Linked DNA regions of Homo sapiens: region 1 is linked to region 2. Evidence: read pairs that join two places in POLR2A ChIA-PET (ENCODE). Cell type or tissue: GM12878. All regions are shown on one strand. Links, peaks and the distances in the headings refer to the core of each region. The heading gives the core; the rest is flanking DNA. Region 1 holds the start of LOC105377159 (a long non-coding RNA gene). Region 2 overlaps RYBP (RING1 and YY1 binding protein).

What was found. ChIA-PET counts read pairs that join two places held together with the same protein. Peaks named below come from ENCODE experiments on the same cell type or tissue, not always from the same donor. Only the 100,000 strongest peaks of a DNase experiment are listed, where the experiment ranks them.
Region 1: POLR2A ChIA-PET joins it to region 2 with 5 read pairs; 2 of 35 experiments call an interaction of 5 or more read pairs at or near these places.

Annotation. Positions count from the first base shown.
Region 1 is chr3:72,311,018-72,327,691 of GRCh38, forward strand. It overlaps LOC105377159 (a long non-coding RNA gene), which reads right to left and starts at 6,088. Exons shown (of 3, transcript XR_940960.2): 1 at 5,878-6,088; 2 at 4,643-4,698; 3 at 1,335-1,480. RefSeq lists an enhancer at 7,791-8,332. In GM12878, for the core only: no CTCF peak of the experiment used is centred there; no DNase peak of the experiment used is centred there.
Region 2 is chr3:72,419,766-72,436,439 of GRCh38, forward strand. All of the region lies in intron 1 of RYBP (RING1 and YY1 binding protein), which reads right to left. Among named protein-coding and RNA genes, the nearest start is that of RYBP, 19 kb to the right of the region's middle. In GM12878, for the core only: no CTCF peak of the experiment used is centred there; a DNase peak (open chromatin) is centred at 7,084; H3K4me3 peaks cover 642 bases; H3K27ac peaks cover 1,009 bases.

The DNA.
Region 1 (16,674 bases), core at 8,118-16,117, 100 kb before region 2:
ACCATCGCCCCACCTCCGCAGGTGGACTCTGGCAGGTTCAAGGAGGTAGAAGTGCTGAGGGACCCTGTCCTCTTGTCCTTTCTATCACTGCTACCCCAGCAGGTGTCCAGGCCCCCACCCCATCTCCACAGTTTGCAGATGGCCTGCGATGCTGAAACAGGAACATCCATGAGGGAGAAGTCGAAGGTGCCAGACAAGCACTCGGGACATGGCTGGAGGTTCCCCTCTGAGCTAGGAGGTCCCACCAGCTGTCCACAGAAAGGACCACCTTTGCAACTCCCATGTGTTGATGCTGTATGGTAACGCAGTAATAAGCTGGAGGGTGTGGAGGTGCTGACTGAGAGCCCTTGGGCATTGTTGGTGGGTGACCCAAGTCCCCTCTCCAGGAGGGGCTGGGCAGTACCTGGAAACTGAGTTTCCTCCAGCCCACATGGCCGCAGGACCTCTCTCCTTTATTGTGTCCCCTCCATCTCTCTTCCTTCCCCACCCAGAAGAAACCTTGCCATCTCCAGGCCCAGAAATTCATCTTGTTCCCAGCTCTCCTCCCCACTTCCGTCACTGATGCCCATCAGTCCTTCTCCTCCCCGCAGGCCTAAGATTTTGCAACTCCAAGGCCAAGAGCTGACATTCTCTTCTCTCCGAGTTGCTGCCTCTCCCGAGGCAATGAGAACAAAATGCACACAGCAGCCAGAATGGAGGAGGGGACGAGGGTAGAGAGAAACACCAGGAATAAAAACCTCATGCCTTCATACTTTCAGAGTCACCCGCCACCCCACTACATGCTCTTGAGGATTTATGGCAAGACCCATGATGATTTTTTTTGCTGATTTGTTTCACAAAAAAAAATTGACCTATGACTGTGGGAATGTGTCACCAAAGGAAAATAATCTCTTAGGTGACAAGATGCTGGAGGAAGGAGAGGTCCCCTTGCCTTGTGCCTCAAGACACCAAACTATCAAAGGAGGCACAGGGAGAGACCCAAAGCCCAACATTACCTGGGCTGGTACTGATTTCTTGAGGCTGAAACCAATCAAGTTTTCTCAGCCCCAGGCCCCTGTTCCTCCACGCTCTGAAGATGACCATCTGAGGCCTTTAGAAAGTCACTTTATGAGACAGTGGTCTCATAACAGTGGTCCATAGGTAGTGGTCACCACAGAGTCTATGATGAAGCCACAGGGGAATTTGTGGGAGTTTTAATGTTCAACAAGAAAGCCTACTTACAGGGAAGTTAGACGTGCTTCCATCCTTTGCTTCTTTCAATGGCAGCATTATTTAGCCAGTACGTTTTAATACCTCCGTTAATTAGCATAAAAAATATTTTGGAAATGTCCTCACCCACCTTGGGAAGGCTCCCAGCCAGGTTACAAGGGGAAGTCTTCTCTTTTCCCCTCAGTAAGCGGGAGCAGCTGCAGATAGACTAACCATCGTCTACCTTCTTGTTGGTGAGAATAACTGTCCAACCAGCAGCACGGAGGCAGTTCTGAGAATGAAGGAGCTTGCTCAATGACTAATCCGGAAAAGAAAGTCCCTCATCCTAATTTAGAAGGTAGCTCCAGTTCGTGGCTTTGCTAAACTGCACCTCCTTTAGTCATTTCATGCCAATTCAACCCCTTTCAACAAACGCATTTTCCAGTTTAGAGCTGGAATGGCCTTGGGAGGTTTTGGAGGCCTGGAGGATGGGAGGGAAGTAGGTGAGGCAAGATTGGGCTTAGAGCTGCCATCAGAGAGCCCCCTGGGATGCTTGTCAAATGTTGATCCTGGGTACAAGACCAAGTCACAGAATTTTTTTGCTGAATGTGTCCCTAAATTAGTAACACTTCAAGTATTCCTCCAGAGTTCCTGCATGGTGCTGCTGGGAGATCCCTGCCACAAACCAGTCAGCTGATCTCAGGTACCTTTTATCTTTTATTTTATTATTATTATTATTTGAGACAGAGTCTCTCTGTTTCCCAGGCTGGAGTGCAGTGGCACAATCATGACTCAGTGCAGCCTCCTGGGCTCCAGTGATCCTCCTGCCTCAGCCTCCCGAGTAGCTGGGACTACAGGTGTACACCATCACAGCCAGCTAATTTTTTTTATTTTTTGTAGAGACAGGTTTTCACCATGTTTCCCAGGCTGATCTTGAACTCCTGAGCTCAAACGATCCTCCCACCTCAGCCTCCCAAAGTGCTGGGATTACAGATCTGTACCAGGCCCTCAGGTACATTTTATAACACTTCAGAGTCTATGTCTCCAGTTATAAACTGGAAATCATACGATTTATCCTCCCTCATAATACAGTGAGTTCCTCCTATCGGAATCATGGGCTGAGGATAAGGACCCATGTCTTAGTTATTTTCTGCAGGGTCCAGTACTGGTACCTATTAGTAATAACAAAAACAATAATAATAATTAAGTATCCTTTCTTGAGGACCCACTGTGAGCCAGGAACTCTGCAAATCACTGATTATACATTCTCTCATTTCATCCCCACAACAAACTCTGGTATGGTTATTATCCCCACTTTACAGATGAGAAAACTGAGGCTCAGGGAGAGGAAATCTAACCTACCCAACTTTTAATACTTTATCCTAGTTCATTTGCTCTCACTTCTCTCCCTTCCTCAAACCTTCTCCCTCTAGCAAAAGGGAAGTACAATCTAGTATATGAAAAGACTTTCCATAAATGCAAACTCAAATAAATTGTATCTAGAGCGTCTGCAGCTTCCTCTCCTTCCCCAGGATCATTGGCTATTTGTTTATTCAGGAAATAATGATCACAAGTCTCTTCTACAAAGCACTGGTCTAAATGCCGAGGATAAAATAAAGAGCAAAAATAATCCCTGTCCAGCTCTCAGGAGCTTACGGCCTAGGAATATAGTCAAACCTCTGGGCATCTCTATAAGTAAGTGATGCTCTCCACTCCACCCCACCGCTTCCTCACTCATTCTTCAACATTTTTGAATTATTGAACTTCTATTGAGTTACACTGCAAGTAACAGGAGACTCACATATCAATGGCCACCTAAAACGCTAAAGAGAGGGGTTTTATTTTTCTTATAAGACATAATGTCCACAAGTAAATAATAACTAAAAGGTGTCAGAACAGAGAGAAGTCCTGGTGGCTCTCTAGGCTTTTGCCTCATGTACACAGAAGGCTGCCACAGCTCTAGCCATTAAGCCTGTATTCTATGCAAAAGGAAAGTGGGGAGATCCTGAGAAAAAGGGGCCATATCTGATGAGTCGGTCTCCATTTGGGGGCTTTTCTGGAAATCTCTTGCAACAATGTAGACTTACGCTTCCATAACAGACACTGTTGGGGCCTGCCCTATCCACATCCCCTTGACATTCATCATCTGGGCTCTACAGAACCTTCCTTCTACAGACTCCTTTCTTCAGCCCCAGTAGCTTGCTCAGGTTGCCACACAGAGAGGCCAGAATTAATTCTGCCCAGAAGCAGCATCAACCAATGACAGACAGCAGTTGGTGGGCAAACACCCCAGCTTTCTGGCCCTCAGGTGGGAAAATTGGGGACCTGTTGTACACTAGCTCTCAAAGGTTCCCAGCAGGATCTGGCCCCAGTTACCCCCAGCAATAATGTGCTGCTCACTCACACTCTCTGCACTTGGCTTCTCTTCCTTGTCTCATTTCCCCTTCCAGGAATCACCTTCCAAATAAGCTACTTGCCCTTGACTCTTGGCTTCAAGGAGTCTGTTTCTAGGAGCCCAACCTAAGATGACCTGGTGGGACAGAATGCATCACGTGGCCATCTCTGGCTGCAAAGGAGTATGGAAAGTGGGATCTATTTGGTAGCTACATCCCTGCTCCCAGCAACATTGGGGTTCTGTTGGCAAGGAGGGAAGAGGTACTGAATGAGCATCCAACAACCCCTACCATGCCTACTCCATGCTGGGCATAGGGCTTCAGTGGTGACCAGTCATGGCTTCTGCCCTCAAGGGACTTCCAGTCTCGAAGAGGGGCAGCCATTATACAGCTGTGGGCGCTACAAGAGAGTGGTGGGTGCAGCCTTTGAGGAGCGCTCATTCTGAATGAGGCTCTATCCTAAAAGCTTGCATGCATGATGTTAACATGAAACCTCCCAGCACCTTCTGAGGCAAGGACTATTTTTACTATTTTCCTTCTACACCTGAAGAAACTGAGAATCAGGGAGGTTGAGTAACTTTCCCAGGAAGACAGGACTAGTATGTGTCAGAGCTCAAACTTGAAACTCAGTTTGACCCCAGGAGCTAGTGACATCTCAGCAAGGCATGCGAAGACAAGCAGCGTTGAAACAGGTGGAAAACGTGTAAGATTTCAATAGAATAGCACATGCTGAGGCCGGGAGGCTTGAGGCTCCATGAGACCACACAGGCTGGAGAAGACTGTCCAGGCCTCCTCAAGTGACCTGCCCCCAGCAAAAAGGGAAGCACAGCTTGAAAGGAGCTGTTCAGGTCCCCAGAGTTGAACCCTCCTTTAGGGGATATGGGCCACCATTCTCTCTCGCTTAATCGCTCACTCTCTCTCTTACACACACACACACACACACACACACCATCCTATCTTCTCCCCTCCACACTACCCTGCCATGCTCACCACCTCATAGATACCTACTCCAACACACCACTTCACTAGAACCCCAATTCACTACATTGGCTTTATGTTACCTCTACGTCAATTCTGGAATGCGCCACGTTTGCACCAGGAACCCTCCAAGCACGACCTTCAGAATTCAAGAGTCACAGATTAAAATCCCAGCTCAGGGTTAGCTATGGCAAGTCATACAGTCTGTCTGAGCCTTTGTTTTCCCATTTGTAAAATGGGAATTAAAATATCTACCTCACAGGGTTGTTGTAAGAACCTAGTAAGAATGTATCAGTAAAGCACATGATTGGCAGAATGCCACCATTTTTTACTATTACTAATACCAGCACCTTAGAATACCTGACCTTATGTTTTACTGCTCCCCAATATTACCCCAAATTCTGCAGTGTGTATTCCCATGGCCCCTTCTTGCTGCAGCTGTTCCCACCTGCAATGCCTTCCGTTGCCATCTGGGCTTATTCAAGCCATTCCCTCATTAAGGCCCAAGAACCTCCAGCTATTGCTCCTCTGGCTCAGTGGACCCCAAACTTGGCTGCATATTAGAATTGTTTAGGAGCTTTTAAAAACCCCCAGGCATGGGCCACAAACCAGCCAATTGCATCAGAATCCTGAAGATGGGCAGGCCCAGGCATCAGTAGGTCTTCAGGTCCCCCCAGGTGATTTAGATATGCACAACCGGTGCTTTAACACCTGCCTTCTACAGAGGCCTGCAGTTTGGCCCAAATCTGCCCAGTGACTTTCACTGTGTGATAACTGGCTAGTGTGTCATTGCAAACTGGAGTCCCACGAACAATCCCGCACAGCATCCTGCAAGCCCTGAGCCTCCCTTCTACCTCAATCAAGACTTATTTGTCAGGACATTGGTGGACACACAGCAGGCTCATTTATCTCCATCTCTCTTCTCCTCCCCACACCCCTTTCTTCTCAGTGGAGGCCATCACTCAGATCCCCCAGGAGCGGTCCTCTATCTTGTTCACATGCTGCTCTCAGTAGGGACTCCTCAAAGCAAGTCCAAGGGTCCTGTGCTGCTCTCCAGGCAGGCTGCCCCTAACACTGGCAGGGTCAGAGGGCCTTGTGTGTGTTGTGTGCACGCCCAGCGGGTGCCAGCCCAGCCTGCAGCTGGCTCCATCCACCCCAGCCCCGGCAGTAGCTCCTTGGCCTTGCCTCCCGCAGGGTGCATCCTCAGGAAGACCTCGGGGAGAGCAGCGTGCAGGCTGTTGCAGATGGAGTCTATTTTCCAAAGACAGCCCTAGAAGTATCTCCCGTCCCATAGATTCTTCTTACAATGTGACCTTACCCGTCCACCTCAAGAGGAGTAGAGTCTCTAACTCCACCTCTTGAATCCAGATGAACTTTTGTGACTGCCTCAGGCCATAAAGCACGGGGAAGTGACACTGTGTGACTTCCAAGGCTAGGTCATAAAAGGTGGCTCAGCTTCCTCCTGGTCCTCCCTCTTTGAACCCTGTTGCCAGGCTGTGAGGAAGCACTAGCCGCATGGAGGTGCCACGTGCAGGTGCTCTGGCCACAGTTCAGCCAGAGTGTCAGCCCCAGCCAGATCAACTGCAGATGTGAGTGATTCCAGCCCAGCCACCCTCTGACAGGACCTCAGGAGAGGCGCAAGGAAGAGCCTCTCCACTGACCCAGTCAGCCCCCAGAACCCATAGAGGATTGAGAATAATATTGAAATGATTGGTGCTTCCTACCCCTAAGTTTAGGTGGCTTATTACACAGCAACAGGTAACTGACGCGCAGGTCCTGAAAGTGGACTCGAGGCCTTTGGGTCAGGAAATTCAGGGGTCTCTAGGCCCAGCAGATCCTCCACCTGGTGGAAAGGAGGCATGGCTATAGGAGGACCTGAGTGAGGCCTTCTGAAGTGCAGGGCCCAGCAAAGACCTAGTGGTCTGGATCCAAGGGTGCACCCAAACATCCACCTCGAAAGAGGTTCAGGGGTGACAATCCAGATTGTGGTTCTCCAAGCTGAAGTCGCAGTCCTGCCTCCTGCGTGGTGGAGGTAGAGCACAGTGTGAGCGAGCTGGGCTTAGCAGTTACAGCAGTGCTGTCACCCGAACACATGTTTGACTTGGCTCCGGCTGTGTTTTTTTTTTTTAGAAAAGGAATGTGTTGCCAACATTGAAAAATTAGAAGACTTCAAATAAAAACCTGTAGATGTATAAATATGTGTTTCCCCCCCGATTGTAGAAACAAACATGCTAAGATTTTCTTTTGAAAATCAGACAAGCTGGCCCCACAGGGCACACATTTCTTTGCAGCAACAACTAGCTGGAGGTGGGCAATAGATGGTGTGTTCCATCCCCGTGGCCCCAATCCCCACCCCTCCCTAGTCCCTTAAACTTACCAGATTTTACTCATCGAATTAAACCACCCAGCCCCTGTAGGCATTTGATTTTAGGAGTCCCAAGATACATTCGCTCAGCTGTGCACCCAGATCCCTTCCTCCGAGCTGTATGATTTTTAGCCAAGTTACTTACTTTTCTCTGCCTCTGTTTTCTACCCTGTAAAACTGTGATACTCCTGCCTTGGGGCACTGGGGATGAGAACTAAAGTTAAAATGCATGGGATGGCCGGACGGTGGCTCATGCCTGTAATTCCAGCACTTTGGGAGGCTGAGGAGGGCAGATGGCTTGAGCTCAGGAGTTTGAGACCGGCCTGGGCAACAGGGCGAAACCCTGTCTCTACTAAATAAATACACAAATTAGCCAGGTATGGTAGCATGTGCCTATAGTCCCAGCTACTCGGGAGGCTGAGATGGGAGGATCACCTGAGCCTGGGAGGTCGAAGCTATAGTGAGCCGTGATCGGGCCACCGCACTCCAGCCTGGGTGATCAAGTGAAACCCTGTCTCAAATAAATAAATAAATAAATAAATGCATGGGAAAGACTTATCCCAGCATTTGGCATATCGTAAGTACTTTATAAATAGTTGCTATTATCATCACTGCAGTTATTTTTGCTATTTGAGTCCTTGGGCCTAATTCCCTGCCTGCTATCTCGCTCAGCCCACACAAGCTGTCTCCCAACACCCTGCTCTGCAAATCTATCCCCTGGGCCCAGGAAAGCCACAGGGACGGAAGCAGCCCTGAGCTGCAGCCTTGCCTTTGAATGTAAATATTAGCGTTGGCCCAGCCTGGGATTGCTGGAGGCAGAAGAGTGAGCATGCTGGAGTCTCAAATGGCACATCTGCTGGGAGCGGCCAGGCACCAGGCCCAGCCCAGCCTGGCCCCCAGCGCTCCGGGTTGCTTACAGGATGGTCGGAGCTGGGGAGAACTCAGTTGGCAATATTTGCAACCCCGTCCCACACCCTGCGACCAGGAAGGGTCAATCTGAGCATCTCCTTGAAGCCCCCAGGCCCAGGTTCTCTGGTTGCAGCAGAACAAGAGCTGAGGCTGGGATTTAGGGTGTTGGCTTTGAAGATGATCACACCAGAGTCTGGGACAGCAGAGCCAAGGCTTCCCTCGGGGAGAACAAGTCCAGGAAGGAGGCAACTGGCTTCTGCAAGTCAAGCTGAGTGACTTGCTTCAGCTGTAATTATCTGATTATTTCAGGCAAAAGCAAAAAACCAAAAGCCGAAGGCTTTGGATCCAGCTGCTGAGTTTCAGCTATTTGTCACTGGCAGCAGCCAGACACCCACCCTGGCTCCTCACAGCTGTTGAGTATGGACAGGGAGGGTTATTGTCATACCTGGGGCTCTAACAGGCACAAAGAGTGAGGTGCAGTCATGTCCTCTTATCTTCTCTTTCAACGGTAAGACTTCAGCAAATTTCCTGAGTACTGGGCCCTGGATATGACTCAGCAGCCATCTCCTCTGCTTCTCCTTGAGGGAGGTGGTGGCTACAAGGGTGGCCTTGGGGGTTAAGTCAGGCCTGGGCTGCATTCTTGCCCTGCTACTTACTAGCTGTGTCATCTTGGGCAAATGTCTTAACTTCTCTGTACCTCAATTTCCCTACCTGTAAAATGGGGATAATAGTACTTACCCTACAAGTTGTTTGGAGGGTGAAATGAGACGCTCTTGTACCAATTAGGCAGGGCTTTGTGCCTGGCACCTGGTAAATCACTGACCAGCCTGTGAATAATCAGTCATGTCCCCACATTACTTCAGTCAATGTCCACCTCTCCCACAACACAGCAGTCACACCACGTGTACATAATGGAATACTATGAAGCAGTTAAAAAGGAATGGGCCCCCCACCTTTGTTATTATGTGGGAGGATTTCTTAGCAGAGGCTGGGATGAAGCAGGTCCTTCGGGATGGGCTAGTGGACATCCAGGGATGACTGATGAGTACAGCTTTCTCGGCTCATCTGGCCCCTGTGGGTGGGCAGCCACTGCAGGCTGATGCACAGATGCTCATAATCTTGGCTGGATATGAAGACCTCAATAACCCCAGGCCCCCACCATGAAGCCACCCCCTGGTCCCAACTCAAGCATCACCCCCAATATCCGTGGACACAGTAAGTTTCTACCAGGGAATGGGGGAGAATCCTCGACTCAATTTGCTGCCAAACCAGGCAAGTGCTCCAACTTGACAGAATTATCAGCAGTGAGCGAACAGTGACAGATGAACCGAGAGGCGAGTGGGGACAGCCAGCCTGCAGATCTGTTTCCCAGCCCCGAGATTCCATCTGGGCTCCCCCGCAACAAAACAGGAATTTATCTGCAAAGGTGTCTGCAGGGCCTTGTGTGGGAGTCAATTTTATACCCCTCAACCTTTTGTGAGCAGCTGAGGAACGAGGCGGGAGACCCAGGCGACAAACCCCTTATCACTGCCCTGAGCGTCTTCTCACCCAACAAGGCTCCCACGTAACCCAATTCTAGATGCCACTGGAGGACCTTGAGGGGAAAAGGAGGTCTGGAAATGTGGTTCTTTAGTAAAAGGGATTGGCTATCTTAGGGGGTGAATGGAAAATAGTCAACTTCAACCCAATGAGAAAGTATTCTTTCTGCCAGCATTCTGTCTTATGAGTCTCCCCGGCCAGCCTTGTGCCCCCGCAGCCCTCTAGGGACGGGAACTTCTTGTGTGGGAGCCACTGGTCCTGCTGGGGAAGGCTCCTAAGATGATAAGACTGGAAGGCTTTCTCTCAAGTCAGCATTGTGTGGCTGCAGAAAAGCCAGGTGGTACCCACACATGTGTAGCTATGGGAGCTGTTTGACCTCTGGAGCTATCACACTGTGCAAGGGATAGGGGTTGGGGAGGGGGCCGGCAATAAAGGCCTTCCTAGCCCCCTCATTGACACTCTGTATGAGCTGCTAAGTGACCGGGAAGCTCAATGCCTGGACAGTCCACCCATCAATTGGACTGGTGGGACTCCAGCTGGAGTCCATCTAAAGATCACCGTCCATATGTCTTCCATGGAATGTTTCAGAAAGCTGGTCTCCTGGAAGTAGAACCCTAGGTCAAAGGGCATATCATTAAACATTCTGACAGACACTAAGAGCTCTACCAGTTTTCACTTGTGTCAGGCGACTTTTACTGTGTAACAACCTTGAACTCTCAGCTGGAGAGAACAACAAGCACTTATTTTCTCACTTACTTGCCTGCTGTTTGGCTGGGGTTCAGCTGATCTAGGCTGGACATGGCTGGGCTGGGCTCCAGACTGTGTCTCTCAGGCTTCTTGGACCAATAGCTCCCTGGGGAGTGTTACTCTCGCGATGAAAGTAGAAGCCAAAGAGGGACAAGTGGGAACTTTCAAGGCCTCTTCAGGCCTAAAGTCAGAACTGGTGCCCCTCACTCCTGCCCTCATTCTGTTGGGCAAAGCAAGTCACGGGGCCAAGCTGGATGTCAACTGGATGGGAGGTACACCCCTCCCATGGAGGCTGGGGTAGGGGAGGAGTGAACACTTGCTGAACCACAGTCTACACACCTCCCTATTGTGTGTGTGTCTGCTTATGCTCACAGACATGTACAAAGAGGTATGTACAAAATTGCTCATTGCAACACAGTTTTTGATATCGAAATTTAGGGGGGAAAACAAATATCCATTCACAGGGAGTGATTAAGGAAGCCACGCTGCGTGAGTACAATGGAATACTATGCAGCAATTTAAAAGGAGTGGGATCTACCTCCATTAACCGATATGGAAAGATTCCCCCAAGATATGATATGTGAGAAAAGCAAGTCACAGAATATATAGTATAATCTTTGGCAGTGGGGGTTAAAACACCCCTGCTGGTGTGTGTGTGTGTGTGCATGTGTGTGTGTGTGTGTGTGTGTGTGTACAGAAGGAAGACTGGGAGGAGGGCTATAGGCAATTTTATCTATGGGGAGGACTTCCTGAATTATTTTCATCTTTTACAATGGGAATATGTTTCTATATTATATGTGAAGTTAATTTTATTATTATCATTATTATTTGAATACCAGAATAAAAAATAAGAAAATACCATTGTTAGGGGCTTGAGACCCTATTAGATGCAAATGTTTTAGGAACTCAAGAATGCTTGAATCCTGCCAAACCAAGGCCACTCCTCCCCTACTCCTGTCCCACCAAGTCCTTCTGAGAGACAACCTCACCTGAGAGATCAGGGGAAGGAAACTAACCGTGGTCCTTTTATGATGAGCCCGGCTAGCTGCCAGGCAAGCAGAACCCGTAGGTGGGTGACTGAGCTGAAGCTCAAGGCTCAGGCCCACAACCCATGGAGTTGTGTCCAGTCCACTAAGCCCTGGTCTATGTCCAGCTCTCTCTGGGCCTGATAAGACCAGAGTGCCAGAGCTGCCTATAAGAATCAAGAAAGAGAGAGGACAAGATGACCCTGAGAGCCCCAAGAAGACAGGCCCCACCTCAGCCTCGCTATCCAGCCCCTGGGAGGTAAGAGAGAGAAAAGGGAGCCACACTCACAGGGTCTTATCAATACAGAGTGACCCAACCCAGGACACCAGGCTCCCTGTTGGCCTTCCCTCCTCCTCAGGAGAGATGAGAAAGGAGATAGGGAAGGGCAGAGTCATTGCCTATGTAGTCGTGATGTTTCTTCCAAACCTCTAGAGTTGCATAATCCAATATGGCAGCTGCTAGTCCCATGAGGCTATTTTAGTTAAAATTCAATAAAATAACAGATCCAGCCCCTCGGTCACAGTAACCACATTTCACGTGCTCAGCAGCCACGTGGTTACTGTACTGGGCGGCACAGATGGAGAAGGTGGCTGTGCATGAGGAAAGCACTGCTGGGCGGTGCTGCTTCCAGCTCTCACAGTCGCTCTCAGGTGGACGGACCAAGGAGCTCACCCCAGGCCTTGCACCTGGAACAGGAGTTGGGGGTGGGAGTGATGAACCTTATTCTTCTGTTTTGAACATCATTAACCTTTCATTTCACAAAGTCTGTGATTCACAACATCGCAGGAGGCCACCGGAAGGTGTCAGCAGCTCCATCTCCCTTCAAATGGGATTGGTGGGGAATGGGCCTCACACTGGCTGAGCAGTCCTCAACCACTCCCTTCTAGGGTAGCTCTGCTCTGAAGCAAAGACACTTTCCTTCCTTCTTCCTTACTGTCCCTTGTAAATAAGGTGGTATCTTAGTATGTTTAGGCTGCTATAACAAAATACCATAGACTGGGTGGCTTGAAAACAACAGAAATTTGTTTCTCACAGTTCCAGCGGCTGGAAGTCCAAGATCGAGGCATTGACAGGTCCAGTGTCTGATGAGGACTCTCTTCCTGGTTCATAGACGACATTTTTTTTGCTGTGTCCTCACAGAGTGGAAGGGACAAGGGAGCTCTCTGGGGTCTCTTTCTTTTATAAGGGCACTAATCCCAGTCATGGGGAGCTCCACTCCCTTAACCTAATCACCCCCCAAAGACACCACCTCCTAAAACCATCACCTTCGGGGTTAGGAATTCAGCACTTGAATTTGGGAGGAACACAAACATTCAGCCATAGCAGGTGGAAACTTTCTGATGGCTCTGAAAAGATGGCTTCTGCCCCTACCATTGCACAGACTTGTTCTGTGTTGCTCTGTAGGCCAAATTTCCATTCTCAAACTCGTGGCCTTCTGTGATACCCAGCACTCCAACCCACTCTCTCCCAAAACCTCCTACCTCCTGTGATTTCCTTCAGAGAGCAAACCCTGCAGCCATGGCCCCAGGGCTCTGCCCCAGCTTCTTCCTTGTTCCTCTTACCCCAGAGTTTGCCAGCTGATTGCCCATGGGCTGCATTCAGCTCACAGAGGTGGCTTATTTGGCCCATACAGTGCTTTTGCAAAGTTTGAATGAACTGCCTCAAAAAAATCCCAGTAAATTTCACATGAAAATTCAGATTTCTGGCTTCCCTCAATGAACCAGAAGCTCTTGCAAGCCTGGGCCTGTCTCCCACATGACAACACACTGACACTGACAGAAACTGGGAGATGTCCCTGTCTCTCTTGGCAGTGACACTCGCACTTTCTTTTGCCATAGGCCCTGCTGCTCCCTGACGCAACCCACTTGACCGTGTGGGCACTGGAGTGAGGAACTCTGTTTTCTCTGTCTGTTCCCAGCCGCTTCACCTTACCACTCTCTGGGGGTTTCCAGGGTTCTTCCACGCTGGACTTTTCACCATGCCTCCCGCCTGCATTTCTATCAGGGACCTAATCCTCACATGGACATCCAGAAACACCTCACGCTTCTCCCATACCAACCTGCCACCTTCCTCTTCCCTTGCAGCCGGCTCCTCCCACCCTGTCTCCACACTCCCACACAGGCCAAAACACCCAGAACATCCTCATGCCTCCCCACCAGATACCACAGCGCTGCCCACTCCATCTCCACAGCACAGTCTGTCCTCACCTGGAGTAGCCCATCAACTTCCTAACTGGCCTCCCTAATAACAACAGCCAACATCCCTTCATTCACTCAGCAACTGTTTAGTGAGCACCTATTATGTGCCAGGCACTATGCTAGGGGCAGTGAGCAAAACTGACAAAAATCTCTGTCCTGGTGAGGCTTCCATTCTAGTGGAGAGAGTCGGGAAACAAGGTGAATAAGAAAAAAGATATTGATGTGTTTTACAGCAACAGGTGCTATGAAGAAAAAACCAAAAAGAGGGAAAGATAGAGACAAGGGAGCATCATTTTAAATAGGTGGTGAGAAGTAGCCTCAATAAGAAGATGACATTTGAGCCATGATCTGAAAGAGCTGAAAGTAAGCCATTTGGTCAGCAACAGGAAAAGCAATTCGAGCCAAGGGAATAGCAACTGGAAACCTCAAGGTAGTATGAATATGTGCCCAGGATGTTCAAGGGGCAGCGAGGAACTCGGTGTGGCTGGAGTGGAGTAAACCAGGCCAGGGTGGGTGAGTTGGGAGATGAGTCAGGGAGGTAAGCATTGGAGAGGGAGTTGCAGAGAGTGTAGGGCATTGGAAATCACTTGAAGCAAGAATTTTGGTTTTTGTGCTCAGAGACATGGGCTGTCACAAGAGGGTTTTGGGCAGAGGCGAGAGATGATCTGACTTGCATTGTAAGGGGATCTCTCTGGGTGTTGTGTTGAGAAGAGACTAAAAGGGCCAGGACTGAGATAGGGAGAGCAGTCAGGAAACTGCTGTGGTAATGCAGGCTCCCACCAGTATGTAGCAGTGAAGGGACAGGGGGAGGGAGGGAGAAGGCATAGCTTTCTGGACCTAAAAGAAAGTAGCACCAGACAGGTCTGCAGACACCTTATATGTGAGATACGAGAGAAAGGGAGGAATTTGAGCATAATGCCAAGATTTATGGCTAAGCATCTGCAAGGATGGAGTTGCCATTAACTAAGATGGTGAACTTGCCATGTCCCAAGCACTGAACACAAGTGCTTTACTTGAATTTTTAAATTAATTCTCCAAGCCTACAAGGGTGAGTCTAGTGCCTTGCCAGTCCATGCAATGGATAGACTAAATCTGCAAGACCATGAAGGCAGGGCGGGATGCTCTATGGGCTGAGCTCATGGCTCCTGAACCAGCCTGTCTGGCTCCAATCTTGTTTCCATTCTTCTCCAGCTCCTTGATACAGGGCAGCTGATTTCACCATCGTATCAGTTATGGATGTATAATAAACCACCCAAACATAGCAAGAATCATTCTATTATGATCACTCCTGGTTCTGGGGGCTGGCTGGGCTCAGCTGGGTGGTTGGCCCTCAGAGTCATTCATGCAGTTGTAGTCAGGCAGGGGCTGGGGCGAGAGTCATCTCCAAGGCTTCCTGACCTACATGTCTGCTGCCTGGGCTGGAAAGACTCAAACTGCTGAGACTAGAGTGGCTGGGGCTCCTTGGGGCTCTTTCTCTCTCTGTGTGTGATCTCCCTACGTGGTCTCTCCAGCATGATGGCTTCAAGGCAGCCTGGCTTCTTCCATGGTGGCTCAGGTCTCCAAAGGCACATGTCTCAAGAGAGACAGAGCTAGGTAGAAGCTGTATCACCATTTTAATCTAGTCTCAGAGGTCACGTGTGCCATCTATACCTCATTCTAATTCCTTGCAATCAAGTCACAGATCCCAGCCCATACTCAAGGGGAAGGGAATTAGGCTTTACTTCTTGAAGGACGTATCACAGGATTTGCAGGCATGTTTTAAAACCACTGTAACAACTTCTGTCCCTCAGTTTCCACATCTGTAAAATGAGGAAAATGATGATAATACAGTCTACCTCAAAGGGCTGTTGCAAGGATGACATGAGATAATTCAGGTGAAGTATTTATATAATGTTCTATACATAGTAAGTACTTGCAACACACACACACACACACACACGGTTAATCACTTCATGTAGACCAAAATCAAGTAACTTTCTTTTTAATTAATATATCATAGTTGTACATATTTGGGGATCACATGTGATATTTTGATACAAGCATACAGTTTGTAATGATCAAATCGGGATGATTGGGATATCCATCACCTGAGGCATTTATCTTGTTTTTGTGTTGGGGAAAAATCAAGTAACTTTCAAGTCAACAATCTACCTTTCCTTAACTCTTCAGATATCCTCCTGGGTTTTGGCTTAATCTTTCTGGATTCTTTGCAGGTGCCAGCCAACCCTGGAAGGGACTCCCAGCTGAGCAGCACCTGGCTGGGCCTGGGAGTTGGGCCTCCAGGTTTTGCTCTGCACCTGGCAGGTTGGGGTTAATTCACTTCTGGCTTGTTAGTGAATTCAATTGCTGAGAGCGAGCACAGGTCTCCAGCTTCCAGCCAAGCTCCCCTGCTCCCCTTCCAAGGAGCCATGTCAGAAAAGGGAAATAATTAGTCATTAAAACAAATGCTCAGGAACATGACAAACGTCAAGCCCCAATCTCATAGCTGGGTGATATCCTGACATTTAAAACAGTTCCACAGCCTCCTCCTGATGCTCAAGATGCATCATCCATCTGGTTTCCAAAGTCACAGCTGGTGGCCCAGAAAACCCTCAGGCTGTCCTGCTGAGTGCAGACCCAGCATGCCCTAGGGTTCTGTCGATAACTTATTCTTTGCCATTTATCTGGCAGAAATGGCATCACACAGATTGTCCTGTGCTAACAATGTCGAAGTCATGGGTCTGCCTCCCAACCCACTTATCTATCCCTCCATCCACCAATCTACCCACCCATCCTCCATCTATTCAACCACCCATCCGTCTATATACCAGCCTACTCATCCACCAATTTATCTGTCCACCAACCCACTCACCCATTGCCTCCATCTATTCACTATCCACCCATCTATATGTCAACCTACCCATCCACCCATTCATCCATCCACTCACCAACCCACTCGCTCATTGCCTCCATCTACTCACCTATCCATCCATCTATTGCCAACCTATCCATCCATTCATCCGTCACCTTCATCTATTCGCCTATTCATCCATCTATATACCAGTTTACCCACCCATTGCCTCTATGTATTCACTATCCTCCCATCTATATGCCACATACCCATCCATCCATCCATTTATCCATCTACCCATCCATCCATCCACTCACCAACCCACCCGTCCCTTACCTCTATTCACATATTCATCCATCTATATACCAATCCACCCATTGCCTCCGCCTACCCACCTAGTCATCCATCTATATACCAACTTACCCTTCCATTCTTCCATCCTTTCACCAACCCACCTGTCCATTACCTCCACCTATTCACCTATTCATCCATCTATATACC
Region 2 (16,674 bases), core at 2,950-10,949:
TTAATATGAATGAGGATTTAACATTCTCATTTTATAAAATTCTATAGATTTCCCAGTAGGATATAAGCTTTAAATAAGGTGGCAAAATGCTGTTCAGCAAACCCCAAGCCCAACAACCATGAAGAAAACTATACCAAGGCTGTTTATAATCAAAATGCTAAAAAACCAGTGATTAAGTGAAATCTTAAAAGCAGTCAGAGAAACCAAGACTTATTTTAAAGAACAAAGATAAAAACGATAGAATGATAATCAAATACTGGCCGGGCATGGTGGCTCACGCCTGTAATCCCAGCACTTTGGGAGGTGGGCAGAGCACTTGAGGTTGGGTTCAAGACCAGCCTGGCCAATGTGGTGAAACTCCATCTCTACTAAAAATACAAAAATCAGCCGGGCGTGGTGGTGCATGCCTGTAGTCCCAGCTACTCACTGAGGCATGAGAATTGCTTGAACCCAGGAGAGGGAGGTTGCAGTGAGGAGAGATCACGCCACTGCACTCCAGCCTGGGTGACAGAGTGAGACTGTCACACACACACACACACACAAAAATGATAATCAAATATTATGTAACCCAGGAGACAATGGAGTAACATCTTTTAAGACAACTAAAAGAAACAAACCGAACCTGGAAATTCTATACACATTGAAAATATGTTTTGAAACAAGGGCAAGAAATGGGAAACCACTGTTAGTGGGAATGTAAAATGCTACAGCCACTTTGGAGAACAGTGGGGCAGTTCCTCAAAAGGTTAAAGGCAGTTCTTATTTGACTCAGCAATTCCACTGCTAGGTATATATCCAAGAGGACATACATCCACACAAATATGTATGTATACAAATGTTCACAATAACATTATTAATAATAATCAAAAGGTAGAAAGCAAATGTCCATCAACTGATGAATGGATAAGAAAATGTGGCACGTCTACACAATGGAATACCATTCAGCCATAAACAAGAACGAAGTACTGATACACACACTACAACATAAATGAACCTGGAAAACTATGCTACTGAAAGAAGACAGTCACAAAAGACCAAACATTGTATGATTCCATTTATACAAAATTCTAAGATACAGCAAATCTTTAGAGACAGATACTATTTTAAAGGCTCCCTAGGGCTGGGAGTTGGGGAAGGCTGGAGGGTGACCGCTAAAAGGTACAGGATTCCTTGTTGGGGAGAGAGGGTAACAAAATATGGCAAAGGTTCATACTTTGTGAATGTACTAACCACCATAAATTCCACACTTTAAATGGATGAACTGTATAATATGTGAATTATACCTTAATAAAGCTGTTACCAGAAAAATGGCAAAACAAAAAATTTGCAACTTTTTTTAAAAGTAATCACCAGCAGACCTGTACTATAAGAATATTAAACAAAGTCCCTTAGGTAGAAAAAAAAATATTACTGGATGAAAATGTGGATCTATTCAAAGGAATGAAGAGCACAAGAAATGATAAAAATGTGGGAAATTTTCTTTTTTTTAAATATTTGAACAATAACGGACTACTTAAAGTAAAAATTATTACAACACTGTGGGGAGGGTTACAACATATGCAGAAGTAAATGTATTACAATAGCAGCACAAAGGCCAGAAGGAAAAAAGGAGCTTTGATAAAGTTGTTAGACTGTATGTGAAGATGTGTAATACCACTTAAAGGCAAACTGATTTGAGTTAAAGATGTATACTAACGCAACTAAAATAACTGGCCAGGAGCAGTGGCACATCCCTGTAATCCCAGCACTTCGGGAGGCCACGGCGGGTGGATCGTCTGAGCTCAGGAGTTAAAGACTAGCCTGAGCAACATGACAAAATCCTGTCTCTACAAAAAAAAAAAACACAAAACATTAGCCAGGTGTGGTGGCATGTGCCTGTAATCCCTGCTACTCAGGAAGCTGAGGTGGGCAGACTGCTTGAGCCCAGGAGGTCCAAGCTGCAGTGAACCCAGATTGCCTTACTTCACACCAGCCTGGGAAACACAGCAAGAGCTTGTCTCAAAATAAATAAATAAATAAAATAACTACAGTTATAGCTAGTAAGTTAATAAAAGACATAAATTATATTTTAAAAAACAACTAAAGCCAAAAATAAAGTAGAAACAAAGTGCAAGATGGTAGATTTAAAACTCATCATGTCAATAATCACATTAAATACAAATGGTCTACAAACCACAATTAAAAGGCAGAGATTATGATATCTGATTAGAAAAACAAAACCCAACTACATACTGCCTATAAGGAACTCATTTCAAATACAAAGACACAAATACAGTAAAGGGATGCCATGCTAACACTATTCGAAACAAAGCTGGAGTGGTTACACTAATATTGGCCAAAGTACATTTCAGAGCAAATACTATTACGAGGGACAAAGTGGGTTAACTTCAGAATGGAAAAGGGGTCAATTCATCAAGACATAATTGTAAATGTTTATGCACCAAAGTAACAAAGCTGAACATCACTTAATTAGAAAGCAAAAACGGAAGGGTATCTGGAAAATCCTCACGTATCTAGTAACTAAATGACAGTTCTAAATAACCCATAAGATAAAAAAAAAAAAGAAAAATTAGAAAGCATCTGAAACTGAATGAAAATGAAAACACAAAAATATCAAAATTTGTGGGTTACAACTAAAGCAGAACTTGAGGGAAAAAACTTCAGCGCCAAACACCCATATTGAAAAAAAAGAAAAGTTTCAAACCAAGGAGCAAAGTATACACCTTAAGAAACTAAAAACAGAAGAGCAAATGAAACTCAACATAAACAAAAGAAAGAAAATAATAAAGATCACATGAGAAATCAATGAAATACAAAACAAAAACAAAAAGTGAAATCATAAGCTTGTTGAGATCAATAAAATCTTGATAATCCAGACTCATCGAAAGACAAAGACACAAATTACCAATGAAAACAAGAAGTGACATCTCTACAGATTCTACAGGTATAGATAAGGAAATCTCATGAACACTATTTCAATAAAACAAACAAATTCCTAAGTTCCTTGGAAGGTACAAACTGCCAAAGCTCACTCAAGAATAAATCAATAATCTGAATACCCTTATGTATTTTAAATAAATTGAATCTGTAGTAAAACCTCCCCAGAAAGAAAATCCTAGACCAGATGGTTTCACTAGTAAATTCTACCAAGCATTTAAGAAAATAATAATTTCAGGCCGGGCGCGGTGGCTCACGCCTGTAATCCGAGTACTTTGGGAGGCTGAGGCGGGTGGATTATGAGGTCAAGAGATCAAGACCATCCTGGCTAACATGGTAAAACCCCGTCTCTACTAAAAATACAAAAAATTAGCCAGGCGTGGTGGCGGGTGCCTGTAGCTCCAGCTACTTGGGAGGCTGAGGCAGGAGAATCACTTGAACCTAGGAGGCGGAGGTTGCAGGGAGCCGAGATTGCACCACTGCACTCCAGCCTGGAGATGGAGTGAGACTCCGTCTCAAAAAAAAAAAAAAGGAAAAAAAAAATTTCAATTCTTCACACACTCTTCCAGAAAAGTGAAGAGGGCAGTACATTTTCCAACTCATTCTATGAGACCCACATTACCGTGAATCCAAAACCAGACAAATAGCCTAGAAGGTAAAAAATAAGTACAGACCAATGTCATTCATGACGACAGATGCAAATTTTCTTAACAAAATAATCCAACATGGATTATTCATCATGAAAATACATCATGACAAAGTAAGATTTAATCTGGGAATGCCAAGTTGGTCTAGGATTCCTACAATCAAAAATCAACCAATGTAATCCAGCATTATATGGAAAACTGTATGACTGTCTTACTAAATGCAGGAGAAAAAGATATTTGACAAAATCCAACTTCTGTTCCTTAATAAATACGCTCAGTGGGCTGGGCACGATGGCTCCCACCTGTAATGCCAGCACGTTGAGAGGCCGAAGCCAGATGGCATGATGGCTTGAGGCCAGTTCCAGACCAGTGTAGTCAATACAGTGAGATCCCATCTCCACCCCCCTGGCCCCCCAAACAATTAGCCAGGCATAGTGGTGCATTAGTCCCAGCCACTCAAGAGGCTGAGGCAGGAGGACAGGTTGAGCCCAGGAGTTTGAGGCCACAGTGACCTGTGACTGCACCACTGCACACCAGCCTGGGCCACAGAGCAAGACCCAGACTAAGGAAAAAAAACCCTCAGCAAATTAATACAGAAAGGAATTCCCTAAACCTATTTAAATGTTTACTACAGCTAACATTACACTTACTAATACAAGAACGTCCACTCTCAAAACTTCCATTCAACACTGTATTGGAAGTTTTAGCTAGCACAACAGGCAAGCGAAAGAAATAAAAGGTGTCCACATTGGAAGGAAAGTAAAAATTGTCTCAATTCAAAGACAAAATTGTCTATGGAGAAAATTCTACAGAATCTACAAAAAAAAGTTCCTAGAACCTATTAAGTTTAGCCAAGTTACAGGAAACAAGATATACAAAAATAATCTGTATATAAACTACCTGGAAACAACCAGAAATTGGCATTTTAATAGTAACATTTACACAGTATCGAAAATATGAAATAGTGATAAATCTAACAAATGAGACTGAAAACTACAAAACACTGCTGAAGGAAAACCTAAATAAATGCAGAGATACCTATGTTCACGGATTGGAATACTGAGTCCAATGTTTTGGATTTTCAGTTTTTCCCAAATGTATCTATATCTGCAATGCATCCTAATAGAAATGCCAGCAGCATCCCTTTTATGTCGAAATTGACAAGCTAATTATAACATTTTAAAGGAGATGCAAAGGATGTAGAATATCCAAAATAACTCTAAAAAGAATTGAAGGTCTTACACTTCTCCTAATTTTCAAGACTTATAAAGCTACATTATTTAAGTAATAGTACTGGTGTAAAGAAAGATCAATGAAACAAAATGAAGAGACTCACACATATACAGCCCATTGATTTTCAAAGATACAAAGGCACTTCAATAAGGGTAATTTTTTTCAATAAATGGTGCCAGGACAATTAGATAGCAGTACGTTTAAAAAAAAAAATGAACTTACCTCACCCTTAGAAATATGTATTCAAATATTACCTCGAAATGGATCCAAGTACTTAATATAAGAGCTAAAATTATAAACCTTCTAAAGGTAAAGCTATGAGAAAATCTTAGTGTTCTTGGGTTTGGTAATGATTTTTTTAACTATCACACAAAAAGCAAAAGTTAAGTGTGCTCTTCAAAAGACACTCTCAAAATATATACATGAATCTAGGATAAAGGACAATTCAGTAATGCCAAACAACCAAATTGAAAAATGAGTAAACAATATGAAGACATTTAAAAAATATACAGGGGGCCACCAGGCCCAGTGGCTCATATCTGCAGTCCCAGCACTTTGGGAGACCAAGGCAGACGAATCCCTTGAGGCCAGGAGTTTGAGACCAGCCTGGCCAACATGGCGAAACCCCATCTCTACTAAAAATACAAAAATTAGCCAGACATGGTCACGCATGCCTGTAGACACAGCTACTCGGGAGGCTGAGGTGGGAGAATCGCTTGAACCCAGAAGGCAGGGGTTGCAGTAAGCCAAGATTGCGCCACGGCACTCCAGCCTGGGCGACAGAGTGAGACTCCGTCTCAAAATAAGCAAATAAATAAATAAAAATACAGGTGGCAAATAAGCACGTGAGAACAGGCTCAACATCACTAGTTATTAGGGAAACAGAAGATAAAACCACAATGAGCTACTTTACCACTAGACACCTGCCACCAGCCTAAAATTAAACAGACTGACCATATCAAGGCTGGCAAGGATATGAAGAAACTGGAGTTCATACAGTGCTGGTAGGATTTCAAGTGATACAACCACTTTGAGAAACAGCTTGTTTCTTAAAAAGTTAAAAATACCCAGCAATTCCACTCCTAGGTATTTACTCAAGAGAAGTAAAAGCATATGTCCACACAAAGACTTGTTTAGGGATGCATACAACAGCTCTATCTGTAAGAGCTAGAAACTGCAAAAAACTCAAATGTCCCTCAACAGGTGAACGGACAGTTAAATTGCAGATTGTTCACCCAATGGAATATTATTCAGCAATAACAAAATAAACACTGATTAATCTCAAATAACCATGATAACTGAAAGAAGGCAAACCAAAAAAAAAAAAAAAAACGCATACACTATTATCTTTATATAAAATTCAAGAAAATGCAAACTAATCTATAGTGACAGAAAGCAGATTAGTGGCTGCCTGTGACAAAGGAACAGGAAGGAGGAATTACCAAAAGGCAGGAGAAATCTTTTAGGGGTGACAGATGTGATCATTATCTTCACAGTGGTAGTTTCCCAGGTAATATTTTAAAAGTAAAGTTACTTACATGCCAATTACACTTTAATAAAGCTGAAAAATTTTAAATAAGGATGGCAAATGCTGTGTTTTTATGCTGGCTGCAGTATAATACTTGTTGGATTTTCTTAAATACAGAGACTAAATAATTCAAAATTACACATTAGTCTACAGCATTTACTTTAGACAAGTTTTACCAGGAGATAAAATCCAACTGTTTAATATTATTTGATGATGTAGTATAGAAATGCAACAAATAAATTCTATTTTTGTACAACAAAGTATTTTACCACTAACTTGTATTTTCAAAATGCTCTATCTTCATTCCTGGGTAATTTTAACTGGCAACAGATTGTAACATTGTAGCAGTAAATTCAGTATGAATATCATCATTACCATTACACACACAAACACAAAAAATACACCTCATAAATTAAAACATGTATCTCTTCAGAAACAACCCATGTTGCCAGTTTCACCAAGGCATGAAGTAGTTTTCGTGATGACTGGAAGAGATAATCAACCTAGCATATTTACACTGGAACACAGCTTCATATATTTTGAATATATTTCCCATATTCCCAACAATAAAGTAATCCTACTCTTCCTATCTTCACACCAGTATCTGGTCCAAAGTCTTTCTTATCTACCACAAGATAGAGAAGAAACAAAGCCTGAGTTTACTCAAAAGTCAACTATCTAGTTAGTTCTTTCTTCCTTCATGTCATCTGAAAGTTTCTGTGGGCAGGATATAGGGAGAAGTATGACTTGTTTCACTACTTTTGAGTCTCTGAATCTTCAAAGGCCAGAGGTAAGGAAAGAAAAGCAAATCAACTTTATTTGCCAGAAGTCTTTTTTTGGTTTAATTTTAGGGCTTGGGTGGGTTTTTGTTTTTGATTGAGGGGGGGCGCATCTTTGAGGGAGAAAATAATGAAAAGTTTAATGATTAAAATAAATTAGTGTTTAGATGAGGAACTTTCCAATCATATAAGACAACTGAAAACTGGCAGCTACACTAATTGTTCTGCATTCATCACTCTCACATTGCTTTTGCAGTAAAGCAGCAGAGACCAACAAGCCTTGTTTCCTCTGATTCTAAACAGCCTGTGACAAGAATCAGATATGTGTTCATTCATATACGTAGAAGAAATATTGCACAACTCAATGCAAATATTCACTAACCTGAAGGTCAAATTATGTCCTCCATCACAGAAATATAGAAGAATTTTGGTTTATCTATACACTAAAGATATTATGACTCTAAAGAACAAGCCATCAGTCAAAAAGCCCACTTTCTTAGAGGAAAAAATATATAAACACAAGAACACCACAAGTATCACTCTCTTATAGATGAAATTTACAGCCAGGCGTGGTAGCTCATGCCTGCAATCCCAGCTCTTTGGGAGACTGAGGCAGGTGGATCACCTGAGGTCGGGAGTTTGAGATCGGCCTGACCAAAATGCAGAAACCCCATCTCTACTAAAAATACAAAATTAGCCAGGCATGGTGGCGCGTGTTTGTAATCCCAGCTACCTGGGAGGCTGAGGCAGAAGAATCGCTTGAACCAGGAGGCGGAGGTTGCGGTGAGCTGAGATCCTGCCATTGCCCTCCAGCCTGGGCAACAAAAGTGAAACTTCGTCTCAAAAAAAAAAGAAATGAAATGAAATCTACAATCCCGATAGGTTTACTCAGTTATATGGAGGAAGTCAGAAGGTCAGCTCTTATCTCTTTCCTCTAAAGTCTGATTCATTAGCAGATTAGAAAAAGTTAAAATGACAAGGGAACTACACAAAAATATCCAAGATGTATTTGTCATTGTGTTAGTTTGTAGGGTTTTTCCACTTCACCACACTGCCTATTAACCGAGAAGTTAAGAGAATACAAACTACTGTAAGTATGAATTTTGCTTTATAGACAAGATAGCTGAATAGGAATTACAAATAAATCTCTCATTCCTAAAGCATTATTTAATATAAAACTCTATTGCCTGGATAAATGATAGCGGAATAGGAATAGATAATTAGGTGGTATTTACTTGACAAGATCATTAAACTGAGAACAAAAACTTCCAGGGATACCTAAGCTAAAAAGTACACTTTAAAAGATTGTATTGGCCACCAAGAAAAACAACGCATTATCTTTACACCAAAGTTCTCTGAGCATGTTATGAGGGTAATAAAATTAATTCTGAAAATACATCTTTCAAAACCACAAAAGGATCAAAATTATTCATGGCATTACCAGTTGATTTAACTATTAGGATTAAATCTAATATTAAATTAGCAAAAATCCCCCAATCTAGGGATCAATCTAGTCACTGTGTACTAAATTTATTCACTTCTATATAGATCATTTCCTAATTCTAATTTTTTTTAAACTAGGTACTGAAGATTACAGAAGTTTCTACATAACATCTATGGAGAAACTAACTTTGTAGTTGAGCATTAGTCTCCACACATACTGTGCCCCAAAAATTAAGTGCTTACTAATGTCTAATAAATTAACTTAAAACATAAAAAAAAAATTTTAATCAAAACATTCCAATTCATCAGGAAAAATGTCTTCTCTCATAAAACTTACTAGATAAAAGAGGTCTGAAAATACTAATGAACAATTCAGAGGCTTCATTTATAAAACAGTACCAGCTGAAGAGGAAGATTATCTAGGAGGTGGCTCCTGAAAAAGGAGAGAGAAAATTCCGGTATCTAAATTATTTATCAGTTCAAACAATTATCTAGCCCAAGAGAACTACAACTATTCTGAGTCCTATTCAGCTGCAAAATCTCATGAAGAATACAGACTTCACGATTTTCTCAATTTTCATCCCCTTTGCTTCCTTACACTGTATTCTGACTCTAGACCACTCTAGTCGCTCTGTTTCTGAAACTTTCAGCCAGAGAGTACAGAGCAGAAGAGAACTTCGGAAGGCATTCTATGGGAGCTCTACTAAGAGGGATCACCGTTTTAAAACAGACAGTGCTTCAGAAGAATCCTATTTAGCAATCAACTGTTGTACCTGTTATGAACAGAAAAGCAGGCATGAACTTCAAAGAGAGACAGACAATCAAGGGAATCATCTTAAGAGTAACAAAAGAGATGATGCACAGAGTAAAACTAGAAACTGAAGTGAAAAAGGAAAGTAGTGTAGCAGTATTTCCAAGGCATTTCCCAAAGGTTTTAAATGAATAAACCTATTTGCAGAGGGGGTTAGCCAATATATCACACAATTATTTTAAAAAGTAAACATTTTAAATAAGAAATCAGAAGAACAGACTGCCCTCTAAATACATTTGAAGAACACAAAAGCAGCATAGTAAGACCTTGCCTCTAAAGATTCAACAGGTTACAGTCTCTATCCCTGAGAGCCTCATACGGGGCGGATATGGAGCAGCAAATGTGAACACGAAATTCCAGTACAACATGATTGTGTGGTACGGTAAGTATATCACAAAGTGCTTCAATGATCACAAAAGACAAAAATCAAGGCCCAGCAATGGCTCATGCCTGTAATCCCAGCACTCTGGAAGGCCAAAGTGGGAGGATCATTTGAGGCCAGGAGTTCAAGACCAGCCTGGACAAAATGGGGGAGACCCCCATCTCTCAAAAAAAGAGAAAAAAATTAGCTGGGTATGGTGGCACATGCTTGTAGAGTCCCAACTACTTGGGAGGCTGAGGTGGGAGGATTGCGTAAGCCCAGGAGTTCTGAGGCTACAGTGGGCTTTGATCACACCACTGCACTCCAGCCTGGGCAAAGAAGCAAGATCCTGTCACAGAAAAAAAAAAGAATCAAGGAAGGTTTCCCCAAAGAGTTACCACGAGCTGGGTCTTGAAGCAGAAGCTAGCATTTACCACGGTAGCAAAGAGGTAAGTCTTCAAGCAGTTCTAGAAGTACATGTGGCAGGCAGCACAGTGGCATAAAAGAACATGTTCAGACACTGAACAGTTTGACCAGAAAGTGCATGCTAAGAAGGGCAAGACCTCTTTGGGCAATGAGGCAGTATATCCAGGGTTTTTTAAGCACACTACATGATCTATGTGCTTTCTAGAGATATCTCTAGGCAGCACAACAGACTAGACTTGGCAGAACAGTTTCAAGGCTACTGCAATGGTACAGGTCTGGGCAATACAGGCTTGTAATTAAGAATTGAAATAAAAAATGAAATATAATGAGAACCTAAATTAAGGTAGTCGCAGCAGGGATACTGGACAAATAAAGTCAGCAGAATTTGGTGTCAGACTGAATGCTAGGGATGGGTATCAAAAAATGTTAAGCAGGAAAAACACCCAATGTACACCTGTTCTATTAGAACCAAGCTTTGCTATGGAGCATGATTCAGTATTAACCATTTCAGTAATAAAAACACTTTTCAAAAAAAAAGATGTATCAGTGTCATTCTTTTAATTAATATAACCAAGGTCTAAGTAAGAACAGCCTTAGGGCTGCAGTACACCTGTTTATACTTGAAAACACTAGCCTTCCATACCAGGTGTTCTGTCCTGAAGCCCTCATCTCAGAGATCCTGAAAAGGAGACTGACTGAATCTTGTCTTTGGTCAGTCTGCATTGAGTTTAATTTCTTAGAATGGGGCAAAGATTTGTTAACCCCTGAATGAAGATTTCCAAATTAAAACCTTAATTATAACTTAAATAAGAAAACCGTTCAGCTACACATAAATAACACTACCAAAAATTTTTAAGATAAAGCTTTCCTCTTTAGAAGTCACAAAATGCGGCCAGGCACGGTGGCTCATGCCTGTAATCCCAGCACTTTGGGAGGCCGAGGTAGGTGGATCACCTGAGGTCAGGAGTTTGAGACCAGCCTGGCCAACATGGCAAAACCCCGTCTCTATTAAAAATACAAAATCAGCTGGGCATGGCGGCAGGCGCCTGTAGTCCCAGCTACTCAGGAGGCTGAAGGAGGAGAATCACTTAAACCCGGGAGGTGGAGGTTGCAGTGAGCCGAGATCGCACCACTGCACTCCAGCTTGGGCAACAGAGCGAGACTCCATCAAAAACAAGGAAAGAAAGAAAGAAAGAAAGAAAGAAAGAAAGAAAGAAAGAAAGAAAGAAAGAAAGAAAGAAAGAAAGAAAGAAAGAAAGAGAAAGAAAGAAAGAAAGAAAGAAAGAAAGAAAGAAAGAAAGAAAGAAAGAGAGAAAGAGAGAAAGAGAGAAAGAGAGAAAGAGAGAAAGAGAGAAAGAAAGAAAGGAAAGAAAGGAAAGAAAGAAAGAAAGAAAGAAAGAAAGAAAGAAAGAAAGAAAGAAAGAAAGAAAGAAAGAAAGAAAGAAAAGTCGTCACAAAACGCATGAATATCTATACAACACATTGGGGGAGAATAAATGACAAATTATCTTCTCTATATATTTGTAGACAAGTAACTTGGCACTGTAAAATTTTAAGAGTCATCTTACTGTATGACAAATTGCCCAAACTGACATAACACAGTATTTTAGAACTGGAAAAGACATAGACATCATCTAGTTCTGGCCAGGCTCAGTGGTTCATGCCTGTAATCCCAACACTTTGGGAGGTCAAGACAGAAGGATCACTTGAGGCCAGGAGTTCAAGACCAGCCTGTGCAACATATCAAGACTTCATCTTTACAAAAAAAAAAAAAAATTTAACCAAATTAAATTGTGCCTGGTGGCACAAGCCTGTAGTCCTAGCTACTTGAGACGCTGAAATGGGAAGATTGTTTAAGCCCAGAAGTTCAAGGCTGCAGTGGCCTATGAGCATGCTCCTGCCCTCTAGCCTGGGCAACAGAGCGAGACCCTGTCTTTAAAAAAACATAAAGAAGGAAAGGAAAGACATCGTCCAGTTCCATGAATTTCAGGGAATCTTTTATTTTAATTGCAACCCACGGTTTTAAATCTTAACCTAGTATACACATCTTTACACATATAAAGTTGTATCTTATAATTAAAGCATTTATTTATAACGTAATTGCAGTAGCAGAAACTGTATACAGTGAAATTTTTCAGAAACCCTAGGCATTTGAGATCCCTCTTCCAAAATAGAAATCTTTGAAACTATCATCACTCCCATCCTGAGCACCAAAATGTAACTCCCTTCCTACAAATATGCTTCAGTGGTCCACACCAAAAGTACTTGCCAAGATGAGCTGATAGTTTACTGTCATATATTTTGTCCCATAGTACCCAAGAACAAACTGGATGTCCTGTGACTTCCTCCATATTTTAACTAGAGAAGAAACTGGAAATAAAGCCAGCAACGCATACAGTGAAAACAAAATCTACACATTAGAACACAGAGCCTGAACGACTAATGAAATATGCTCCATCTAACTCTGCCCAGGTAACGAGTGCCTTCCACTGCACCACTGCCCTGGGAAAGTCAATCATTCACAAACTCACTGCCTTTCACTAGTGATTTTAATGGTGGCACGCAGTTCCTTAAAAGAATTGTGTAATTTTCTGAATAAGTGAAGCGACAAACTACACTTCAAAGAATCCGATTTTAAGGCAGTCAGCACAGAATGCATATTCTTGGCCCGTTTTTATAGGTATATGTATCCAAAAGACAGGATGAAGAATACTCAACTTTATAAAGAGAAACACTGCAACAAGCAAAATAAATCATCTAATCTATACAGGCTTATGTTAACTTTTTACATTATAGCTTATCTGAATAGGCTAATAACCTCAGGATAATTCGGAGCAAGGTAACTCCTCAAGTGACATCTTATTGTCCTCCTCTAATTTAAATGGTCCTGGAAAAGATGGCAAAGTTGGAAGGGAAATAATCAAAGGAGTGTAGCTGAAACACTTTAAACATCACATTAAATTTGTCCATTTAATTAAATCACCTGTCTTCTATTCTATTAACTGGGTATGACACCAAGTAAGTTACTTTTCTGAAACTCAGCGTCTTCAATTGTGAAAGTTAGAGTAACAACTATCTCTCAGGATTGCTTTGAGTATTAATTGAAAAAAAAAAAGACACAAAAGTGGCATGCAAAATGTCAAGTACTTATGTAAATATACAGTATCTGAGAATATCATCTTAAGATCTACCTTCTAAATGTTCAAGTGGCTGGTACAATATTTTGCACATGAGTACTCAAATATTTGTGTATTCAATCAGTCATAATTTAAAAGGATCCAAAACTTTAATTGTAAAAAGTAAGGATTATTTCATGTACTGCTTATATATTTACTCACTACTACTACTACTAAGAAATCAGTCACACTTTTAGAATGGTTACTCATTCAATTCAGTACACAATATATGGGAATTTAAAAAATTATCACTGTGTAACATATACTATTTACAGTACATATTTTGTGCCCAGTCCTGTGCCAAGCATGCTACCTACATTGACTCATTTAATCCTTCTAATACCACTATGGAGAAGTTATTATCCCTACCTTATAAATGAAAAACAAAAGCACAAGTTCATGTAACATACCCAAGGTCACAAGGTGAGCAAATGGCAGAGCTGCTGTTACTCAAACTTGGGTCTGACATCAAAGCCCTCACTCCCAACTACTCATCCTCTTCTTCAATATGGTACCCACTAGCCAAAGGTGGCTACTGAGCACTTGAAATGTGGTTAGTCTGAACTAAACTTTGCTGTAACCCTAAAATGTACACTAGATTTTGAAGACTGTCTTTGAAAAAAAGAATGTAAACTATCTCACTGTAATACTGGTTACATGTTAAAAAAAACATTCTGGATATAATTGGTTCGATAAAACATATTCTTAAAATTAATTTCACCTGCTTAATTTACTTTCTTCCTGTGACTACTAGAAAGTTAAAATTACATGTGGCTTACAATATATTTCTTTTGGATAGCACTGATTTAGAACATCACACAAAATGTCTTATATATGAAGAGTACGAAACAATTTTAAATTTACAAATACAATATATTTTAAAGAATACATTCAGATACTTTCCAATCTTAACAGCTGTTTTAATACTAAGTTAGTAGTGTGCCTGATAAAAATTTTAATCCCTTAATGTAAAAACACATTGTCACTTAAATATTCCAAACCAGATTAATTCTAAAAATTTCCTATTAGGAAAACTGCTTTCTTCCAACTATAAAAGTGATACTGACTCATCCACACATACACTACAGAAATGCAAAAAAGAATCCATCATCTCAGAGTTAAGGTTTTTATCAGTCATTCCTTCCAGGTATATGTATTAGTATGAATGGTATGAAATATTAGTTTCATGTAATTTTATCATTTTGTAACTTGTTTTTCTGATTATGAACCTTTTCCTTTATCATCACATATTCTCAACATTTTTAACTATTTTGAAAATAATTATAAATTCACAGGAAGTTGCAAAAATGGTACACAGAGGTCCCATGTAATCTCCACCCAGTTTCCCAACATGTGCACCTTCTTGATAACACAATGACACTGGTAGGTATGCATATAGTTCTATGCCACTTTATCACGTTTAGATTCATGTAATTACCACTACAATCAAGATGCAAACCTACTTCATCACCACAAAGATCTTCCTCTTGCTACCCTTTTACAGTTACATCCATCTCCCTCCCTCCTGCCACTAGTCCTAACTCCTGGCAACCACTAATGTGTTCTCTTATCTCTGTAATTTTGTCATTTCAAGAATGTTAATTCTTGAAATTATCCTATAGTACGAGACCTTTTAAGATTGGCTTTTTTCACTCAGCATAAAGCCCCAGGAGTCCACCCAAGTTATTCTATGTATCCATAGTTTGTTCCTTTTTGTTGCTGAATAGTATTCCATAGTATGAATGTACCATTCACCTACTGAAGAACGTGTGAGTTTTTTCTAGTTTTGGGCTATTACATATAAAGCTGTGGACAGGTTTTTTTTGTGAACATTAGCTTTCATTTCTCTGGCATAAATGCTCAGGAGGCAACTGCTAGGTCATATGGTAAGTATATGTTTCATTTTGTAAGAAACTGCCAAACTATTTTCCAAAGTGGAATGTACGATTTTATATTCTCACCAGCAATGTGTGGCAGATCTGAAAACTTAAAAAAAAAAAAGACAGGTATGGGCTGCGTACGGTGGCTCATGCCTGTACTCCCAACACTTCGGGAGGCCAAGGCAGGCGGATCACGAGGTCAGGAGATGGAGACCATCCTGGCTAACACGGTGAAACCCTGTCTCTACTAAAAATACAAAAAAAGTAGCCGGGTGTGGTGGCGGGCACCTGTAGTCCCAGCTACTTGGGAGGCTGAGGCAGGAGAATGGCGTGAACCCGGGAGGTGGAGCTTGCCGTGAGCCAAGATCGCACCACGGCACTCCAGCCTAGGCAACAGAGAGAGACTCCCTCTCAAAAAAAAAAAAAAACAAATGACAGGTATGAAAACCTACCAAACATTTTTAACAGCTGCAAAATATTCCATCATGGTGGTTCCATAATTTTGGCAATTCCCTAAGGATCCCTATTTAAGTCATTTTCAATTTTTTGTTGTAATAATGACGTAATTCGTAACAGAAATTTTTATAAGCAGGTCAAGCAAATTCCTAGAAGTTATGTTGCTGGATCACAGGGTACAAATATTTCAAAGGCATTTGATACTAACTGCCGTACTGGCAGTCAGAAAATGTAAATCAACTCCCATACTCGCAAAGAGTCTATTAGAATGCCTATCTCTCAGTCTCACTGAAGTTATTTTTTTAATCTTTAAAACTTGATTTGCCAAAAAAAAAAAAGTTATCTTACTTTGTATTCCTTTGAGTAATGGGTAGGCTATACATTTCTCATATTTACTGACTTAATTTGTAGTTATTTTATTACTTATTTGCATTCTTTGCAGGCTTTTTACTGGAATATTGGTTTACTGATTATAAGACCTGGTTCCATCTCTCCGCTGTGCAATGCAAAAAAAAAATAGGATTTTTTTTTTTCTTGAGACCAGGTCTTGCTCTGTCATCCAGGCTGGAGTATAGGAGCGCAGTCATAGATGACTGTAGCCTCGAACTCCTGAGATCAAGGGATCCTCCTGACTCAGCCTCCCAAGTAGCTGGGATTACAGGTATGCACCACCATGCCCAACTAATTTTATTTTTGTAAAGACGGGTTCTCACTTTGTTGCCCAGGCCGGTCTCAAACTCCTAACTGTGAGCAAGCAAGCCTTCTGCTTCAGGTTCCCAAAGTGCTGGAATAACAGGCATGAGCCACCACATCACAGCCAGAAATGAGATTTTTTTTTTTTTTAAACATATCTGAAATCCAATCCTAAGTGCTAATAATGCAAGATAGATGATTTTAGAATGCAAAAAGATAAGAGTTTAATTGATATGGTTCCCTAATTTATAAACACTCCTATACTTTGCACAATGTTTTCATCAATTAAGGCATCACCTCAAAT